Regions from separate parts of the Homo sapiens genome. Here region 2 is linked to region 1. Evidence: chromatin loops called from intact Hi-C (ENCODE). Cell type or tissue: ascending aorta. All regions are shown on one strand. Links, peaks and the distances in the headings refer to the core of each region. The heading gives the core; the rest is flanking DNA.

Region 1 (2,924 bases), core at 310-2,809:
ACAGATTTAATTTTCACAACCCTTTATTATCCAGGTTTTATAGAAGAAATGTATAAGCCTGGAGACATTAATAAGTTGCCTAACATTCTTTAATTAGTACAGATAATCAGTAAGGGGTGAGGTGGGATTTGAACCCAGCAGCCTGAATCTCTGGCTTTCTTGACTTCCGTATTGGCCTGCTATCCCCTGGGGTCCTGAATTTTGCCAGCTTTCTGACTTCAGACACTGATCACAGATCTTCTCCCTGCTTTCAACCCAACAACTCACAAGCAACATGGGCTCCTCAACTTCCAGCTATGATCTTGTGCTTTTTGAAGGATGATGCCCTTCAACTGGATACCTCCTGCCCCTGAATTTTCCTGGGCCCACTGGGAACACTGCCCAAGTATTCCAGCCTTAACCCTTTGGAAAATAAACCAGCTCCAGTTCTAGCTGAAACCTACTCCAATGTTGAAGGCCAGGAGTGACTCAGTGCTAAAGCCAGGCATGTCCCGAATTGCTGTTTGCTGGGTGAATGTCTGTCTAGATCATTTCCTACCTGGCAAAAAACCCGCTGAAATCCAAATATTTTAACAATCAATTTATTGTGCTTTGGGGTTTTGATTTTTTTATTTTCATTATCATTTTTTTAGATGGACTATTATTCTGTTGCACAATCTCGGCTCACTGCAGCCTCCACCTCCCGGGTTCAAGCGATTCTCCTGCCTCAGCCTCCCGAGTAGCTAGGACTACAGGCACCTGCCACCACGCCCAGCTAATTTTTGTATTTTTAGTAGAGACAGGGTTTCCCTATGTTGGCCAGACTGGTCTCAAACTCATGACCTCAATTGATCCACCTGCCTTGGCCTCCCAAAGTGCTGGGATTACAAGCATAAGCCACCATGCCCGGCCGGGTTTTGCTTTTTTGAGATGGAGTTTCACTCTAGTTGCCCAGGCTGGAGTGCAATGGATCGCGCCATTGCACTCCAGCCTAGGCAACAAGAGTTAAAGCGATTCTCCTGCCTCAGCCTCCCAAGTAGCTGGGATTATAGGCATGCGCCACCACACCCAGCTAATTTTGTATTTTTAGTAGAAATGGGGTTTCTCCATGTTGGTCAGGCTGGTCTCGAACTCCCGACCTCAGGTGATCCGCCCACCTCGGCCTCCCAAAGTGCTGAGAATACAGGCATGAGCCACCGTGCCCAGCAGGTTTTTGTTTTTTTAAATGATGCTTTAGGAGTCGATACCATCAAGTTTTACACCCACAGGCTACTATACTGAAACAGTCATCAGAATCTAAAACTCAGTAAACAGCACTCAGGGTTCTTTGTAAGAAGAACTGCTGCAGTTTTGGGTATGGAACAAATCAGTCTGTTTCAAGGTTAAATCAACATGAACAGATAAGATGGCAGCCTTACTGACCTTTCAATAAAGCTTTTACTGAAAAAGAAAATGATGCTGAGTCACAATTTGAAGAGCAAGAGTGACATCTTGTGGCCTACCAAAACATATCACGCATCCTTACAGCCACATTTACAGATATTAAAAACACCTTTACTGAAATTCTTGCAGGAAAAAAAATCATTGTTTTTGCATAATTTTGTAAAGCAAAATTACTGCGAACTGTACACGGCTGCCCAGTTTAAGAGGCTGCAGGTCCGGCACATACTAGCTGTAATTTCACCAGGGTGCAGAGCTCCTGCCTTTCCTGACCCAGGGTTAGCGCAATCCTGAATCCGGCGTTCATTATTCCTTCGCTTTCCTTTCTATATAATTTCATTTCATCTGTGTGCACTTCTCTAAAAAAAAAATCCTTTTGGTTTTAGCTGTTTTGACTTTATTGTAGCTAGTGCAAATGAGGAATTGAAATTTTCATTTAATTTACACTAATTTAATAAGCCACATGTGGCTGATGGCTACTGTCTTGGACAGCGCAACTCGATTACATTGCTAGGACTCATCCACATTGTTGGCGTGTAGCTGCAGATCAGGACTTAGCAGATTTTTTCTGTAAAGGGCCAGCAAGTAAATATTTTAGGCACTGCAGGCCACATATGGTCTCTGTCACGTGTTCTTTATTTTTAAACATCTTAAAAATTAAAACCATTCTTGTGGGCAGTGTAAAAACAGACTTCGGATGCATTTGGCCCACAGGCTGTATAATATTCCACTTTTTAAAAACACAGCACACACACAAACATACCACACAAAGTGAGAACCTGTCTCTAAAAAATAAACAGTGAGCCATGATTGCGCCACTGCACTCCAGCCTGGGTGGTAGAGTGAGACCCTGTCTGAAAAATAAACAAACAAGTAGATAAAAAATAAAAACACACCACACATACACACAAAACTCTTTATTAATCCATCTTCTTGCATCAACAGGCATCTGGGCTGTCTCTAGGTTTTGTTATTACTCACAGTGGTATGAACATTCTCATGTGTTTCCTGGTATACACGTGTCAGGAATTTCTCCTCTGTGCAAACATCAGAAATGAGGTTGCTGGGCAATGATTTCTAAATGTTTGATTTCACATGACAATGGTGAATTGATATTCCCAACAGCAATATATAAGAGACCACGTAGATCCACATCCTCTCCAAAATGATCAGATTTCTTCATTTATGCCACTACAATAGACGTAAAATGGCATCTCACTGTGGTCCTAATTTGCATTTCCCTAATCACTTATCAGGTGGAACATCTCTTTGAATGTTTATGGACCTTTATGTTAAGGTATCTTCGTATCTTTGTTTTTCCACTTCTATGAAATGTCCCTTTCATGTCTCTCATCCAGCTTTCCATAGGGCTATTTGTCCTTTTCACATTAGTGTTCTTTAGATATTCTTGATACTAAATCGCCTGCTGGTTATATTTGTTGGAAATATGTTCTCCCCAGTTTGTAATGTCGTCTCACTTTTTTTTTTTTTCTGAGATGAAGTCT
Region 2 (2,924 bases), core at 221-2,720, 420 kb before region 1:
CTAGGAAAACCAGAGACCTTTGTTCACTTGTTTATCTGCTGACCTTCCCTCCACTATTGTCCTATGACCCTGCCAAATCCCCCTCTGCGAGAAACACCCAAGAATGATCAATAAAAAAAAAAAAAGAAAGAAAGACATTTTTGAAAAGGCAGAGTGTAGCTCAACCTCGTGCGTAGCATCACAATTTTTTTAGAGCTAAGAAATCCATAGACTCATGCACACATGCAAGGATTTACTAAGCATCTACTATGTGCCAGGCACTATAGTGGGTGATAGAGATGAAGATGAATCCCTGTTTAGAGAAGCTTCTAGGCCAATGGGGAAGACAGACATTAGTTGGCAATTTGATATAACAATATAATAGGTTATATAAAATGCAGTGTAAAGATATTAGACCTGAATGAGGTCTTATGGATTTTCAAATCCAGTCTTTCTCAACCTTTTAGAACCAATACCTTCCTTTATGTAAAAATGAAAATCTCTAGGTCACCTTCAGGAAACCAGGAGATGTGAAACTAGAGTTGCCCTCTGTGGATCTTGGCCAGCTCAGAAGATCTGTTCCTACTTTACTTTTTTGTAGCTTAAAAAAAAATCTTAGTGTTTTCTAAATATTGAAATGCCATTTTAAAAATTCCTCTCTCCTATCCTCCCAACATCTACTATCCCAATTAGGAATAGCTCACCTAAGCCAAGCGCCCCATTTTGAAAGTCCAGAGAGGGAAAGACCAAAGCTCAAGGGTCCTAGTACCTGCAGTGTTGTTTGGGTTAACAATGATGTGGGATGATAAAATAAATAGCAAGACTGGTTTAAAGAATAGTTTAGCCCTTGCTTCTCAAAATATGGTCCATGGACCAGCAGCATCACCATCATCTGGGAGCTTGTTATAAAGGCAGAATCTTAGTCACCACCCAAATCTATAGAATCAGAATCCACAACCTAACAGGATCTTCAGGTAATTTGCATATACCCTAAATTCTGAAAAGCACTGCTGTAGCAGTCATTGTTGATGCCCCCAACCCATATCTCATCTTCCCACCTAATTCATCAGCAGGTGTGGTAGACAGTTTCTAACATGCCAATAGCTTCCTGCCTTAAATGCCTGCATCTTAACTCCTTGCATGTATGGTGAAGTTAATACCCCAGGGTAAACCTTCACCCAAGGAGGGATGGAAGCCAGTGGATAAAGGTCCGTCCTTCCCACTCTTTAACCGGAGAGTTGATGAATCCTCAGCTAGTATGATTTGTCCAGTGATACAAACATCTTACCAAAAGGAATAACAAATAATCCTGTAAGGTTTTTGCCCCAAAACTGACCACAGGATCACACTGACCCTTTCCAAGTTCTACTTTGTTTGTGTGATTGTTTGGGTTTTCCTTGGCTCTTTGCCATTCCCCCACCATCTCCCATGACTTGGGATTACCCCAGGCATGGGAAAATGGCACCCAGTAATTTTTTGTAAACAGACTCCACCTGCTTCTCTCATACAGGTTCCCCATGTTGCTTTGGGAATTCATCCAACAGTCTCTACCTTTCAAAGCCGTAAATCAGACAATGATCTGACTGAGGCTGGAATTTCAGGGCACCACTTTCTTTATTTGGGTTGTTTTTAATCATAGGCTTGCCCTTCTTATGTCACACTGGCCATGGTCCCTCAGAGTCTCTAATTATTTTACTTACTCTAAGAGACATGCCGTCCATGGATAATGAATGTTGATATTCTGCCACCTAGTGGAGGAACTGGGACTGCAGAGATGGAGCTTAACCGCTGAAAACAAGGAATCAATAATAACCATGTTCTTATTTGAATGCTTATTATGTACAGACCACTCTACACATAGGAGCTCTTTCCATCCTCACAGCAACTCTGTGATGACGGCGTGATTTGAATTTCATAGGCTTAAGAAAATTAAGCAACTTGGTAATAGTGACATAGGGATGGGACAAAAACCAATGAATAAGTGCGTTAATGAGTGGGTTAGAGCTCTGGGCAACAGAGGCTCAATTCTGCTGGGGATCCTTTGAGAAATCAAAATTTTTTGGAATAAAAAAACCTTCAGAATCATCTCACTGGAATATGGAGAGGCTGCAGCATGTATCCACTGACTCCCATTCCTCATTGGTTGAGAGTTCCCCCAGGGGTGTTAACCCACCCAGTGATTCTGAATTGTACCTACTTGTGGCTGAGCAGTCTCCAGTGATGTCAGTGAATGCCCTTAGGAAAGAAACAGAGACATTTAAGTTCTGGAGGTGGGGAGCTGCCAGAACAACGGAAATTTAGGAAGTGATGGAATAAGATTCTAATCTAGATCTGTCTGACTCCAAAATCCATCTTCTAACCCATCCATCAAACTGCCTCAATGGTCAACCATGTATGATATATTTCACTGGTCACATTCTTGCCTGGAAAGCTCTTCCATGTAGTCCAAGCTATAGGCAATGGTCTGTCAGACCCTGAGTTCTCATCTTAGTTCTGGTTCAGATTGTAATTTGAAATCAGGGTCCATGTTCTTCTATGGGTCCTCTGATACACTGTGGGTGACTACGGTCTTTGGTCTGTCTCATCTCACCATGCTTACAAGCAGACATGTTGCCTCGGCTTCTTGAACTTTGGCCTGAAAATGCCTGATAGATGTAAATCCTAAAGCAACCAGCTGCTGCCTAGAACAGGTTGTGGACATGTGGCACAGCAGTCCCACAGTTCTTAGCTTCATCCAGGCCCTCCAGTCTTTGCTTTAGCGTCTTGTTCAATATCACCAAGATACAAATTGTTATTAGGGAAAGAGAATGGGCTTTTGCCAGACAGACCTGGATTTCAATCTGAGCTCTGCCACTTACCAACTGAATGAGCTTGAGAAGGTCCCTTGACCTGCCTGAGTCTGTTACCTTACCTATCCATTGGAGCTGATAATACCTACTACCCTT

What was found. A loop is a pair of places that touch in the nucleus more often than their neighbours do. Peaks named below come from ENCODE experiments on the same cell type or tissue, not always from the same donor. Only the 100,000 strongest peaks of a DNase experiment are listed, where the experiment ranks them.
Region 2: it touches region 1 in a loop (8-fold over the local background); 2 of 110 quality-filtered maps call a loop at or near these places.

The regions. Positions count from the first base shown.
Region 1 is chrX:16,824,914-16,827,837 of GRCh38, reverse strand. All of the region lies in intron 3 of TXLNG (taxilin gamma), which reads right to left. Among named protein-coding and RNA genes, the nearest start is that of TXLNG, 40 kb to the right of the region's middle. RefSeq lists an enhancer at 457-972. In ascending aorta, for the core only: a CTCF peak has its summit at 1,499 (motif pointing left); no DNase peak of the experiment used is centred there; H3K27ac peaks cover 1,035 bases.
Region 2 is chrX:17,241,483-17,244,406 of GRCh38, reverse strand. No RefSeq gene overlaps it. Among named protein-coding and RNA genes, the nearest start is that of NHS, 130 kb to the left of the region's middle. In ascending aorta, for the core only: a CTCF peak has its summit at 1,735 (motif pointing left); a DNase peak (open chromatin) is centred at 1,706.